Linked DNA regions of Homo sapiens: region 2 is linked to region 1. A link is a contact called in ENCODE Hi-C data. All regions are on one chromosome and are shown on one strand. Each heading gives the region's core, a stretch centred on a gene start or an enhancer-like site at or near the end of the contact. The rest is flanking DNA. Distances are from core to core; before and after follow the strand shown. Region 1 holds the start of DCAF17 (DDB1 and CUL4 associated factor 17). Region 2 holds the start of LNPK (lunapark, ER junction formation factor).

Region 1 (7,586 bases), core at 2,924-5,423:
AAAAAAAAAGGAATTCTGCTATGGGCCAGGAACGGTAGCTCATGCCTATAATCCCAGCACTTTGGGAGGCCAAAGTGGGCGGATCATCTGAGGTCAGGAGTTCACAACCAGCCTGGCCAACATGGTGAAACCCCGTCTCTACTAAAAATATTAAAATTAGCCAGGGATGGTGGTGTGCGCCTGTAATGCCAGCAACTGGGGAGGCTGAGGCAGGAGAATCACTTGAACCTGGGAGGTGGAGGCTGCAGTGAGCCGAGATAGCCCCACCGCACTCCAGCCTGGACAACAGAGCAAGACTCCATCTCAAAAACAAAAAACAAAAAAAAAAGGGAGCCTGTCTAGGGGCTAGGGGAGGGATAGCATTAGGAGAAATACTTAATGTAGGTGACGGGTTGATGGGTGCAGCAAATCACGATGGCACATGTATACCTATATAACAAAACTGCACGTTCTACACATGTACCCCAGAACTTACAGTATAATAAAAATAAATAAATAAATAAGAAATTCTGCTATGGGTGTTCGGAGCTGCTGAAAGAATGCAACAGGCAAGTGACAGCTTGTGCTTTAGGAAAATCACTCTGGCAGCAGTATGGAGGAGGGCTGGAATTAAAAGTACCCAAGTGATAGCAGCAGGAGGCAGACAAATCCTAGGCAGATGGGGGTGGGTCCCCAGTGAAACCTGACCTTCAAGCTGAAGACAGCTTAAAGCCTAGCTACATGTCCTGGATAAATCTATGGACCAGATCGAGAACCTCTCTTCCCATTTGGTGCACTTTCCTCTGATTGATCCCCACCCTTCACCTATTTTACATATACCCACCCTTCTCTAATTTGTTTTTTCACACTGTTGTGCCCACCTTTGAGTGGTGCCTTTGTTTTAGCCTATTTTGCATACTCACAAACCAATCAGCATGCACTTCCCCATTCTGAGCCCATAAAAGCCCCAGACCCAGCCATGCCAGAAGAGAGGCCAAACTACTTTGGGTGGGGGACCACCCTTGCGTCCCCTCTTGGCTGAGAATGAAAGGAGTTAGCCAGCTTGCTTTAGGCAGACAGTAAGGGAAGCGTCCCTGAAGAACCTACGACGTGCCCCAAAAGTGCTTACACCAGATGTTTTGTGCACATAAGGGAATTTGCACAGGGGGCTTGCCTAAACATGCCCACAATAGAAAATTCCATTCCCTAACACATGTGCAGTAAGGGAAATAACCAATATGGAGTAGCTCAGACTAAGGGCCCACGAGCACACTGGAAGGATGGGGTGGAGCCTCCAGAAATTTGCACCTTAAGCCCAGGTATTCAACTGTAAAGGGGGCAACCAGCAACCTGCTTTCAGGACCCCTTTCTTTACTGGGAGCTTTCCTTTCACTAAATAAATTCTACTCCACTCACTCTCCGGGGTCCACACACCTAATTCTTACTGATTGTGAGACAAAAACTCAGACCTAGCTGAGCTAAGAGCAAAAATCCTGCATCAAGAGCTGTTTTGTTGCTCAATAAAACTCTTCTCTGTCCTCCTCACCCTCCGATTGTTAGTGTAATCTCATTCTTGGACACAGGACAAGAGCTCAGGATGCCACCAAACATGGGTAGGAAGAAGAGAGTAACACGGTAGCTCTCTGCCCCACCAGCAGCGCCTGGTAGCCACCCTATGCAACAAGAAGCAGGGCGGGGGGCCAGGCCAGCCCCAGGGCCATGGGCGGGAGTGGGGTAACAGGACTGATAGGGCTGTTAACATGCCCCTGTTCGTCAGGCTGCAGAGGGCAGATCTAAAAGAGCTGTTAGCATGCTGTAACACCCACCTCTGGGGCTTCTGGGTTGCCTGACCCATTTGGTTACCACCACCTTCCCCTAGTCTGGACTCCAGAGCCCACTGTGGGAGTCACTTGTGACATGCCTGGTCCAGCCGCAAGCGGTGCACGGAGCCAGCTCCTGTGCCGGCACTTGGAGCAACCAGCTGGATACCACACAACTCTGCACTCACCAGCTCAGACACCCTCTCCTGCCAGGGGCTGAGCCCACAGTCAGGTGGCCACAGGATCCACACCTGCGTGCAAGCCAGGAGTGGCCCAGTGGGCCAGTTGTGCAGGGCACCTCCTGTGGCAAGCCCAGCCCGAGCAAGGCCTGGGTAGGTCTCCAGCTGCGGAGGTCTCCAGTGGCAAAGCAACGTCAAAAAAAAAAAATCCTGTGTCACAAGTAAGGCAGAAATTAAGAGACTACTTAATAATGTGATAAAAAATGGTGAGGCCCTAAATTACTTAGGTGAAATGAAGATGAGATGGATAAGAGTCTAAAGGACTTGGTTGTGGGTGAGGAACAGCAAGGCATCCAGGATGACTCTCCCTTGGTGACGACTTGGTGGTGAAATAAAGGCCACAAGAAAGAAGACAAACAAGTGGGGGCAAAGAGGAAAGAGAAATGAGAGAGTTGATGAATTCAATTCAGAAATGATTTGAATTTCATTTAAGCCAAAGAAAACCCAGTTATCTTTTCTGGGTTCCAGTTTTCTCAGTGACAGCTGCATTCATGAATTACCAAATTAACTATTGTAGCACTCTCTAAAAATATACAAAGCACTCTACCGTATGCTGTAAATAAGTCATGAAAAATCAGCAAAAGCTCGAGCCCTGAAGGAAATTCAGCAGGGTTAAAAAGAGATATGGCCAATGTTTACTAAACACTTAAACTGTGACCCAACACACTCACCCAGTACTGTAAGTACTCACTTAATGTCATCAACAGATTTTTGGAAACTGACTGTAAGCAAAATGACATATAACAAAACCATTTTTACCATAGGCCAATTGATATAAACAAAAGTTAAGTTCCTATAACATATTTCTGGTCACAAAAACATCACCAAACTCCTAAATACAAACCAAAACACTTCTAATATTAAACATTGAAATAAATGGGAGCTATACATACATTTAAGGAAGATTAATAAAAACAAGTAAGATAGTTATTTACCTAATTATTCCAGTTCAGGGTCGAGGGTGGCTGAAGCCTATCCCCTCAGCTCAGGGTGCAAGGTGGGAACCAACCCTTGGACACGACGACATTCCATCGCAGGGAGCACTCACACTCACACTCAGACAGGAAACACAGACAAGGCCAATTCATCCAGCCTGCACTGAGATGTGGGAGGCAGTACCCTGGGGTACCTGGTGAAAACCCATGCAGACGTGGGGAGAAGGGGCAAGATCCACACAAACAGTAGCCCCGGTAGGAAATTATTATTTTTTCTCATCAAGTTATACAAAATGACACTGAACGAAAAAATGCGATTCAAGGACCTGCTGTACTGTACTTTTTGCTCTGCCAGTCAGGTGCGATCGCTGGCTTTCTTTGAGCACCTATGAACAAGAGGTAGCATGCCCAAGTCCACGTGGGAGATACAGCGGCCCCACCCTTAAGGGACTTAGAGCATGGCGGTGGGACACATGTGGTGCAAGCTTGCTGAAAGTTTAGTGTGCTGGGAACTTTGAACATACAGGCAGGGCTAGTTAACAAAGTATATCTTTTACTTAGAGACATCGACGAGGAATATCTTAGGCCGTCCAATAAGAATGTAAGCATTTCATATTTTATTCCCTATAAAGAAAAAAGAATGGAGGCGAGAGGAAATGAAATGAAGCAATTATCGCAAAACCAGTCAGTGTCCCCGCAGGCCACCCAAGGACAAGCCTCCGGGAAAGAGTAACTCAATCCCAGTTTGGAGGGTGAAACTAAGAGTGAATGGGAAGCCAGCATCTTCCTAATACAAAAGCACAGTTTACCGTCCCCCTCAGCCAACATGCGGCTGAAGGGAAAGCCGCGGGGCGTACCTTTAGCACGGGACGCTGCTTTGGGGGGATCGCCCTCGACACAGCGCCCCTCCCGGCACCTGGCCAGAACCTCCCAGGGCGAAGGTCGGGGCCGAGAAGCTTGTGAGTACCGGGGCAGTGAGGGAGGGATCCCTAAGTGCAGGGCGCACACACGGGGCGGAGACCTGGAGGCGGCAGCACCGCGCCCCCAGGGCTCTGCCCAGCTAGCCACTCGCAGCACAGAGAAGCGCGCCCGCAAGACAGCGCAGCCTCCGCGGGCCGGAGGAGGCGGGGCCGCGGCAGGCAGAGGCAGGGCCGGGCAAGCCCTCGCTCCCCGCCGCCTGACGGGAATTGTAGTTCCTGGGAGAAGCCGGGCTGCCTCACGAGGCACTAGGAACTACATTTCCCGGTGAGAGAGCGGCTCCGGCCGGCCGCGCGGTACCGGAGCGTCGCACTGTCAGCGGCCAGAGAGCCTGGGGCAGATCGAAAAGGGAGTGCTTCTTCCCTTCTCTCCGCGCTCTGGCGGTGCAAGCGGCTCTGCTTTCCCTCGCCCCGCCGTCGGGTGCTCCCTGCCCGCCTCCCCGTGTCAGCTTTCCCTGGGCCCCGCCGGGAAAGTCTGGGCCTCGAAATTCGAAGGCAGCGGCGGCTGCCCAGCACGGGAGTGTGGGGCGCGCCACTCGGCGGCCCAGCCTACCCAGGGCCCGGCCCGCGCCTCCATGGGCCCGACCCGGAAGCCCAACGTGTGCAGCCGGCTGAGTCGCCGGGCGCTGGGCTGCTTCTCGCGCGACGCAGGCGTGGTGCAGAGGACCAACCTGGGCATCCTGCGGGCGCTGGTGTGCCAGGTGACCGCCAGCCGGCCGGGGCGGGACGGAGGGCCGCGGGCGCGCGGCGGCCGAGCCTCCTGCGGGGATGCGGTTTTAACGCGCTGGGGCCTCCCTTTATAGGGTCACATGTGATGGGGAGGAGGATACAAGCCCGGAATCTGGGATAGGTGGTAATAGGGCCACCAGCTGCTTTTAGTTTTACGCTTCTTATGTCTTACCTGGAAACAATTATTCTAAAAGTTGGTCACCTCATTAAGCCAAAACATGAGGGCAGAGTGGAGGAAGGATGCAAAAAGTTTTAAAATAATATAGGTGACATTATGTTGCTTTGAAAATTTAAAATCTAACTTAAAGCCTAAGAGTTCTTTCCTGAACGGAAATTCTTTATGTCTTTTAGGAAAGTACTAAATTTAAGAATGTCTGGACAACTCATTCCAGGTCACCTATAGCCTATGAGAGAGGAAGAATATATTTTGACAATTATCGGCGCTGTGTCAGCAGGTAACTTTTTATTGATAATTTTGCTGTAATTCACCTCACTGTTGATCTTAACTATAATTTGTATAGAACCACATGCCTACATTAGTGCCTAGTGAAATAGAATGAAAAAAATGGGTCCGAAATAAGACTAGGCAGTAAAAAATGCATGTAATTTTAAAATCTTGTTAAATCTAAAGTTGCAGGTGTCATTTTTGTAAATACCAACTTAAAGCAAAACTACAGTGCAGGCAAAACCACAGATTGTTCAGAGTACTGTTTAGTGTTTAGTCTACTTATACCACAGTCAAGAAATCCAGTTGCCAATCAAATAATTAGATGCTGCTTTGGAGAATTGATGGATTGTGTTTTGGAAGTACTTGCCTTTTTTTTTTTTTTTTAGAGAAATTTTTTCAAACAAAAGCCTAGTATTTAGAGATCCAAAATGTTTAACAGTCAGCCTCATCCACAACTGTCCAACATGAGGGGGGAAGGAAAGCCACAATGCATCCCCATATACTCATTACCCAGATTCAAAAACTATCAAGATTTGCCACATTTGCTTTATCTAACCCACTTTTCCTTTTGCATGACCTCTTTTAAAGCATATTCTAAACATACATCAGTTTGCATTTTTAAAAAAATGAGCTTTTTTTATAGGCTTTATTAGGATATAATTCACATACCATATATTTACCCATTTAAAGTGTACAGTTCAATAATATTTAATGCATTCACAGATACATGTAATCACTACCACAGTTAATTTTAGAGCATTTTCATCACTTCAAAACAGAACCATGTACCTTTAAGCAGTCACCTCAGTACCACCATTACCCTCAGCCCTAAGCAACCACTAGTCTGTTTTCTGTCTGTAGATTCACCTATTCTGTACTTTTCATATAAATGGAATCATATAATATATGGTCTTTTGTAACTGGCTTTTTCACTTTGCGTGTTTTCAAGGTTCATCCATGTTGTCACATGCATCAGAATTCCTTTATAAAGTTGAATAATATTGCATTGTATCAATTACCACATTTTACGTATCCGTTTATCAGTTGTTAGACATTGGTGTTTCTACCTTTTAGCTATTATAAATAATGCTGCTATAAACATTTCCATGTAAGTTTTTATGTGGGCATTTATTTTCACTTCTCCTAGATTATACCTAGGAATGGAATTGGTAGGTCATAAGATTATACTGTAACTGCGTTTAATAGTTAGAAGAACTGCCATACACTTTTCTAAAGTGGTAGTACCATTTTATGTTCCCATAAGCAGTATATGAGGGTTCTGATTTTTCCACATTCTTGTCAACACTTGATGTGTGACTCACAGCATCTCACTGTGGTTTTGATTCCATTTTCCTGATGACTAGTGATGTCAGGCATCTTTTCTTGTGCATATTAGCCATTTGTATGTTATTCTTTGGAGAAATGTTTGGTTAGATATTTTGCCCACTTGTAAATTTTTTTTTTTTTTTTTACAAAAATCCTTACATATTTTAGATACAAGTCCCTTATCAGATATATGATTTCAAATACTTTCTCCCATTGTGTAGATTGTCTTTTTACTTTCCTGATGTTATTGTTTGAAACAGAGAGGTTAATTTTTTTTTTTTTTTTTGAGACAGAGTTTTGCTCTTGTTGCCCAGGCTGGAGTGCAATGGCGTGATCTCGGCTCACTGCAGTCTCCACCTTCCGGGTTCAGGTGATTCTCCTGCCTCAGCCTCCCGAGTAGCTGGGACTACAGGCATGCGCCACCACGCCTGGCTAATTTTGTATTTTTGGTAGAGACCGGGTTTCTCCATGTTGGTCAGGCTGGTCTCGAACGCCCAGCTTCAGGTGATCCGGCCACCTCGGCCTCCCAAAGTGCTGGGATTACAGGCATGAGCCACCGCGTCCAGCCACAGAGAGGTTAATTTTGATGAAGTCCAATTTATCTAAATTTTTTTCATTACTCATGCTTTTGGTGCCATATCTAAGAATCCATTGCAAAATTTGAGGTCATTAAGATTTGCTCCTAGGTTTTTTTCTAAAGGGTTTATAGTTTTAGCTCATATTTAGGTGGTTGATCCACTTTGAGTTAATTTTAGTATAGGGTATAAGGTAGGTATCCAACTCCATTTTTTTTAACATGCAGCTATACATTTGTCCTAGCACCATTTATTAGAAAGACTTTTCTTTCTTCATTGCAAGGCCTTGCCACCCTTGTCAAAAATCAATTGACCATAGACACTTTTGGATTTATTTCCGGACGTTCAAGTCTGTTCCACTGATCTGTATGTCTGTCCTTATGTCAATACCACATTGTCTTGATCACTGCTGCTGTGTTATTTCTTCTTTAAATGCTTGGTGGAATTAACCATTGAAAGCATCTGGGCTTGGCACTTTCTGTTTTGGTAGGTTGTTCATTATTGATTACATTTCTTTAATAGATACAGACTTATTCAAGTTATCTAATTCTCCTTGGG
Region 2 (7,586 bases), core at 986-3,485, 4.6 Mb after region 1:
CTGAGATTACAGGCGTGAGCAACCCCACCCGACCTAAATGTGCTTTTCAATGAACAATAATGACCACCTTATTTGAATGTTTTCTACTAATGGCTATTTACACTCAGGTTTGGGTGTCAGAATTTTAAATCTTGGGAAATGTTTTTCTTAAATTTTCACCTCACTCCAAGACACATTAAAATAATGCAATAAAATAGATCTGGATTCAAAATATGGCTCAACCACATACTAGCTATGCAATCTTGAGCAGATTACTTAAACTCTGCACGCCTCAGTTATTGCATTTGCAAAATGGTAAAAATATCTACACTTCATAGAATTGTTGTATAAATTAAATGAAATTATGTATCATTTGGCACAGTGTCCGACACATAGTAGTAACTGCTTAATTGTAGCCATTATTATTACCAGAAAACACATGTATTTATATGAAACACATTTCTAACTTCTTATAAAGAAAGCACCTATTTCATAATTCTAAAATTGGAAAATTATATTAGTTTGTATTTTTACAAAAATAGATTGCTCTCATTTTCTCTAGTATAAGAAATAGAGCAAAAAATTCTGTAGACTCTGCCATTAAATAACCTTGTAGGTCTTTGAAGGAAACAGCAAAGGAAGTTCTATGTTTATCAAATTCCAAAGTTAAGTATAAGCTATTTAATCACCATCAACAGTACCTCCATAACATATTATACTATACAATTGAAGAGTAAAGGTGATTTATTCTAGAATTCTAACTTTCAAATGTCCTAACTGAAAAGACAATTCTGAAATAGCCCAAGCCACATTTATTGCTCCTCAAAAAGAATTTTAATGAAAAGTACACCTCTATTATATATTAAGCACTCTTAATATATAATGATTAGTGCTTGCTTTCATGGTAAGTCAATTTTCATCTGAACTAAATACCACCAAAAAATTACTATTTGATTATAAATGTTTCTATGTGAAGTCATATATTTTTAATAGCCATATAACTTCTCCTTTTCTTGTATTTTCTTGTTTATATAACATATAAACACTATATAAGTTTACTAACATCATTACTGAGCTGATCTCAATAGATAACAGACAACCTTAAAATTCTAATTTAAACGCACCACTCCTGTTTAAGAAAATGTGTTAAAAGTCAACTTGGTCTTCTGGGGGCTGCTGAGGAAAAGAAATGAGCATTCCCTGCCAGTTTGAACATATTCCTGAAACCAAGCTTACTCACACCCACCAAACCGCTGTTGAATAGAGTCAATTTTGTCAATGCTGACACCCAGGCCATAAAGAAAGGAGGAAACAGTAGACACCGAGCAACACACACCGGAGGCCAACTGGGAAAAGCAGAACACGGAAAACTCAGTGATTCACGGGTCTTGCTTAGTACTGTGAAAGCACCATCAGCAAAGCTGAGTTGACCAATTTCAACTCTTTCTCAATCCGTAAACTATGAACTGACGGAATTTAGATTTGTTTTTCTCCTCCTACCACGCCTCTGATACAATGCACCTTCGCCCTTCCCCTCCACCCCACAGCCCACCATCCCTGAAATAAGGACAATGGTTGGAGAGTCTCTTCTCTAAGTAGCACGTACTCCACGCCCACACGCTAGAGCCCGGCAGCATGACACTGACAGTTTTCAGTCCCTTCTGGTCTTTCTAACTCTTGGAGCCTCCGCACAACTCAGAAAGAGAAGCGGAGAGAACGCTCAAAGCGGACAGCTGAGCGTAGGAAATGCTAGTTTGGGACCTTCTGACCTCTTTGCCCCACCTGTGTCGAGATAAGCTCGACACAAGTGGGCCAAAGAGCTGGGGCTCAAGCCAGTCACCACCCGGAATCTCCTAGAACCGAGCTGGAGAAACTACCAGCCCTAGAGGGGAAACAAGGGTTTCAAGACTCCAGCGCCACCACTGCCAGTGTGCTGGGAAATCCAGGGAACAAGGCGGCGAGCCTGGGTCTGCGCGGACCACCGCGCAGCCTGACTAGCAGCCGCCGCAGAGCTCTAGGCCACTTGGCAGGAGGCGGGGGCACCAAGGAGAGGCAAGCGGGGAACCCGCAGCTTATTTCCCAGGGGCACAGCTCAGCATGCCTCCCCGCTGCAGAGCCCTCCCAACTGCCCTCGCCTTGAGCGTTCTACCTGCAAGAAGCGGGCGCAGCCCGGCCCGGGCGTCCACCCCCGCCAGTCTCGGCCGCCACCGCCCAGCCTGCCTCCAGAGCAGGCAGCAGCCGCCACTGACAGAGAGACAAGCCGGGCCAACTCCTTCCCATGAAACCCCGCGCTCCAGCCGCTCGCCAATTGGCGCCGCGGTCGGCGCGCGCCGCTCCCCCGTCACGTGACCGTACCCTGGGCGGGTAGTTGTTGGGGCGGGTCGGCCGGGAGGTTAGGATCTTGTGTTTGTGGCCTCCGCAGCCAGCTTAGGCTGCTCGGTGTCGTGTCGCAGTTATGTACTGCCATTTATTATGACTCTTAGAATATAGTTATTTCTTACTCTTCCGCTGCCTCCTTTGCTTTTAAAGCCTGTTCTGCCAAGTCTCGCTGGAGAAGGAAACCCCTGAAACTGGTCCTGGTGGTCTCAGACCGCCGCGCGAGCGAAGAGTGGGGAGGACAAAGGTTGGGGAGTTGAGAAGGATGGAGATGGGTGCATCTGGAAGGGAGTCCGTCCTGAGGAGTCCCCCATCAGCTGTCAGCCAGCCAGCAGCAAAGCAAATTAAGACTACACAGCTCCGAAGAAGCCAGTTCCCAACCAAGCCAGTGGAGAAAAGTCAGCCCGGTCCCCAGGAGTGCTTGAGGCTCTGTCACTCTTGGACGTCAAAAAGGGTCATTTGATGACTGGACGCTTACCTCACCGGTGTGAGGTAAGCTTCAAACGCCGTATCATGTTGCTTTAAAACCTGCGGGTAACAGCATAAGCTGAGTTTTCTATCTTAGAACTCTTAACCCCAAGAACACTCTTCACAGGCCCTGATAGGTGGACCCACAAAAAAACCACTCAGGCTATATTTGACTCGGATTTGAAACGCTGCCGAAACGGTATTAAGTGTCCTCCTCAACTGGAAAAGACAAATAACAAATGATGCCTGAATGAGAAAAAGACTAGACGTGCACACAGTAATGTGTGAGCAGGGAAACTTCAGCGAAGGTTTTTATCATGCTTTACCCCTTTTACATGCTTTACCCCATGTGCAAACATTTTTCATGGGTTTTTTTCTATTTTTTATTTATTTTTATTCTATTTTTTTATTTATACACAAAAAAGTTTCAATGATTTTTTAAAGAGTAATAGTTTTAATATGTTACATTTAAACTTTGACGATGCAAACAGGTTGTCAAGAGAAGCAACTGAGCATTGTTTGGTTGGTAAGAAAATTTATTATACTAGAAGCTACCGCATAATTCACTGTGCAATTTGCTTGCCCTAATTGCCTAAATATTTAGTTACAGTTCTGTACACTTGCAAGGATGAGGGGAAGGGAACTGAAGTTTAGCGTGTCACTGTGGATCAGGCACTTTCCAAATGTAGAAGAAAATGAACAGAAACATTTCACCTGTTTTGATGTGGAAATTTAACCGTTTTGTTTTTCAACCTTTGCTGTTGCAAAGTATTAAAGTCCTGTGCAGTTTTGCAAATATATCTCACCGCAGAAAGATCTCCTTTCCTAAGAAGACTGGGAAGAACGGCTTTCCACTTGCCAGTAATGTGTCCTCTGGTTTCAATTGAGCCATCAGTGTCTGTACTCCAGCCTGGGCTACCAAGCGATACCCCACCTCTGAAAAAAGGGTAGCAAGGGGACAGAGAAGAGCTGTCTGGATACACGAGATTCCAAAAACCTAATCCTGAGATAAAATTCCCTAGGGAATTGCTCTACCGAGAGTAGAGATTTGACCTGGAAAGAGAAGGGAGAGAAGTATTTAATCATTAACTCTTTTAATCCTCCCAACAACCTTTTTAGTATCATTTTTCAAATGAGGAAACTGAAATGTAGAAAGATTATGTACACTGTTGAAGGTAACACTAAGCCACTGCCTCCTTCATATCAAGAATAGTTGTTCATCGAGCAAATAAAGTGAGGGAAAGACATTACAAGCAGAGAAATCAACATACACACTATTGTGGCTGGACTTCAGGCTACAGGGTGGTTCCAAATATTTATTGACAAGGCCCTGTGTTACGTGCTGAGGATACAGAGATAAATAAACCAGCTGTCCTAAAGCCGCTGACACTAGTGAGAGAAACCTTAAAAAAAATACAATGCAGACTAAATAAGTGCTGTGATAGAGGCTAATGTTCACGGTATTGGAAAATGATAAGAAAACAGCAGCCGGAGAGAATGTGAGAAAGCCAGTGAAGGTGCTGCTTTAGCAGAGTCCAAATGTCAAGAGTTATCCCCTACTAACCCTGAAATTGTTCTGGGATAGGGTCTAAAGAATGAAATCCAAAGAACAACAGAGAAGAACACCAGAGAATACTTGGAGAGAGGAAACAAATTGCTCTAACCAATGGAGTTTTAAATGGTCTAGTTTAAAATAGGTTGAATTTACCTAGGTGTTATGAGAACTTAAGAACTTACATAAGTGGCATTCATTGGTATGGTCAAAGAGGTTAGGTAAGGCTTCTTTGAGGAAGTCACACCAGAATGGAGATCCAAAAGATGAGAAACTGAAAAAGGGAGAGTGGGAAACAGAGGGAATATCATGTGTAAAGCCTTTTTGTCAGAAGGGAACACTGCAAGCCTGAGGGACTGAAAGGAGGCTATTGTGGCTAGAGCCTAGGTTGCAGGGAGAAAGTGCACCAGTTTGAAGCTGGAGACCAGATTAAGCAGAGTCTTATTGGCCATATTAAGAACTGTAATCTTAAGAGAAAAAGGGAGGGGGAGGGCATTTGACATGATTGGATCTGTGTTTTGAAAAGATCATTCCAGCTGCAGTGTGGGAACACAAGCAGAGCCAGCACTGGACTAATTAAATCTATGAGTGGTGTTAGTGTTGGTAGGCATGCAAGTGGCTTGGGGTAGGAACAAGGAGATGGACAGAAGTGGGGGAAATGGAACAATAGGAAGTAAAGTGGAAGGTCTTGGTGATGGATTCAAATATCATGGGGTGGGATGGGGACTGAGGGAGAGGGAGGAGTCAGATAACTCAGAATTTCTAGCAGACCCAGTGGGTGGATAGTAATGCCATCATTGAGATATGGAGGACACTGGAAGAGAGCCAGGTTTGGGGGAAGAGGGTAATTTCAATTTGAACACGTTAAGTTTAAGATATTTTTGTGACTTCAAGGGAAGATGTAAACATTGGAATCTTTAGGTCTGCAGCACTGGGCTGGAGAAAAAAATATATATTACCATTTGCAATTTTTTGTTTTCTGCAGGGTACTTATTTTTTCAAAATACATATGTCTTTATTGTAAATAAGATGTTTTGTTTTTAAACATATTTAGACGCACTTGAACCCAGGAGCCAGAGGGTTGCAGTGAGCTGAGATGTCACCATTGCACTCCAACCTGGGCAACAAGAGCAAAACTCAGTCTCAAAAAATAAATAAAAATATATTGAGAACAGAATTTTAAACTAGAGCAGTTTCCCAGACTTCTCTGAGAGTCACCAGTGTCCCTTATCAAAAACTCAAATTCTCAGGCCCATCCCCTAGAGATTCTGATTTCACTTGTCTGGTATAGGGGGCCTGGAAATGTGGATTTTTTGACAAATGCCACTGGAGATTCTTCTTATTGCTGAGTTTCTCTGGGAAGTGGTATGCCAGTGCCAGAGGCTACCTGCATAAGAGTCACCACAGTGCTTATTGAAATATAGATTCTCGGGCCCTGCAGACTAAATCTATAGGGATAGAAGGGTTGTGAGGAATGGAAAAAGGAACATGGTACCATGTCAGGTGGTCCAAGACCTCACCCTTCATCTTTGACAGAGATGTTCTGCGCGTCCCACTGGGCAGCCCAGAGGAAAGTGGATGTCCCTTGCTGGGTGATGCGTATTTAGGCAGCAGGCAGCCCTCACAGTCTGCAATGATAACAGCTCTTAACCTAGGCCTTCTGCCCTGTCCACTGACATGGCACTCAGCCCACTTAGATAGTCTCTTTTTCCACCATTCTTATCAAGGCCCATTGTTCCCTCCTGGCCCCCAAATCTTTTTCAATGTTATTTCCAGCACCCTGTCTTTTTACTCCTGGTTCAGGTGTTTTTCAGCCAATCTCTGTGGCCAGAGCTGGGAGAGAAATTGGGTCAAATGCTATGTTTCAGTCTTGACAAGGCTTTTTTGTTCTTGAGAACCGACTTTGGAAGTGTTTTTAAAGACTGAGCTGTGTCAGGGAGGAAAAACTTTTCCTCTGCGCTCTCTTGTTTCCTCTTTGGGGGCCTGCAAATTAAAACAACAAAGATAGCAAGAGAAAAAAGACATTTAATTACATATGTACACACACACAGAGAGAGGGAGAAAGAAAGAGAAATTCACAAATAACTGACCCTAGGTGGTTAGAATTTAGAGCTTATATACCATCTTAATAGGGGACAAAGAAGGGCAGAGAGGCCCTTCTAGGAGAGTAAATGACTTCTTCAAAGGAAGTGAGGGAGAGACAAAGCATTTAGAGAAAACAAAACACTTTTTGGAAAGATAAATGGACTTTTAGGAGAATAGATGGAAGATACGATAGTTTTGTAGCAATGTCTGGGTGTGGTGCAGATGTCTCCTCAGAGAAGAAAATATTAGAATTGCTCCCCAGGAGGGGATTTATTACAATTGAGGTCTTTTGGGAGGCTTTACTTTTAGGCACATAAGGGATTTCAGGAACTCAAGTCCTTCAGCTCAAAATAACTTTTATGCCATGGTAGCTTATTCTGAACCCCTTCAATTATTTGTTCTTGTAGTCTTGCTGTAGCAATCCCAAGTCTCTTTGAGACACTGTAGATGCTTTGGAATAGAGGAAGAATCAGAACATATGAAGAAAAGAAATGATTAGAATGATTTGTTGGTGATGGCAAGCATACAGAAAAGTTTCTAAAACTGAAGTATACTATTGAGCACGATAACACACTCATGTAACCCCATATGGGCCAAAGTAGAACATTCAACACTCCAAAAGGCCCCAATGTGCTCCTTCCCTTATAACCTTCAAGTGCCTAGAGATGGCCACATCATGATTATTACCATATTTACTTTCTTGTTTTTCTTTCTGGTTTTACTGCCTAATTACTCATCCTTAAACAATATTATTTTTGAGCTCTATGTAAATGGAATCACAGAGTTTTTCATTTACATGTCTTGAACTTTTTTGATCAATCTGTCTTTAAGATTTACCCATGTTGATATGGCTGTAGTTTATTCATTTTCATTGCTGTAGGTTACTATATTGCATTGGTGTATCATAATTTATTCTACTGCTGATGGACATATAGGCTATTTCTAGCTTTAGGCTATTATAAGCAATGCTGCTGTGAAAGTTTGTGTAAACACACACACATATGTATGTTCTCTTTAAGTACATATGTGTGTGTGTGTGTGAATGTATATATATATATATATATATGTTCTAGAGCATATAAACACAGATTTCTTTGGAGTCTTTACCTTGGTATGTAATTCCTGG

What was found. A loop is a pair of places that touch in the nucleus more often than their neighbours do. Pooled maps may share reads with other maps.
Region 2: a loop to region 1 is called in a pooled map, with 19 times the contacts of the local background. The contact joins the promoter of LNPK here to the promoter of DCAF17 in region 1. A Hi-C loop is called at or near these places in 5 of 50 pooled maps.

Annotation. Positions count from the first base shown.
Region 1 is chr2:171,430,053-171,437,638 of GRCh38, forward strand. It overlaps DCAF17 (DDB1 and CUL4 associated factor 17), which reads left to right and starts at 4,174. Exons shown (of 14, transcript NM_025000.4): 1 at 4,174-4,651; 2 at 5,031-5,134. The coding sequence starts at 4,526. METTL8 (methyltransferase 8, tRNA N3-cytidine) reads right to left here and starts at 3,938. Exons shown (of 10, transcript NM_001321154.2): 1 at 3,831-3,938. RefSeq lists enhancers at 3,172-3,341, 3,319-3,879, 3,552-3,621, 4,441-5,000 and a silencer at 3,932-4,841.
Region 2 is chr2:176,000,032-176,007,617 of GRCh38, forward strand. It overlaps LNPK (lunapark, ER junction formation factor), which reads right to left and starts at 2,236. Exons shown (of 13, transcript NM_030650.3): 1 at 2,129-2,236. RefSeq lists an enhancer at 2,430-2,649.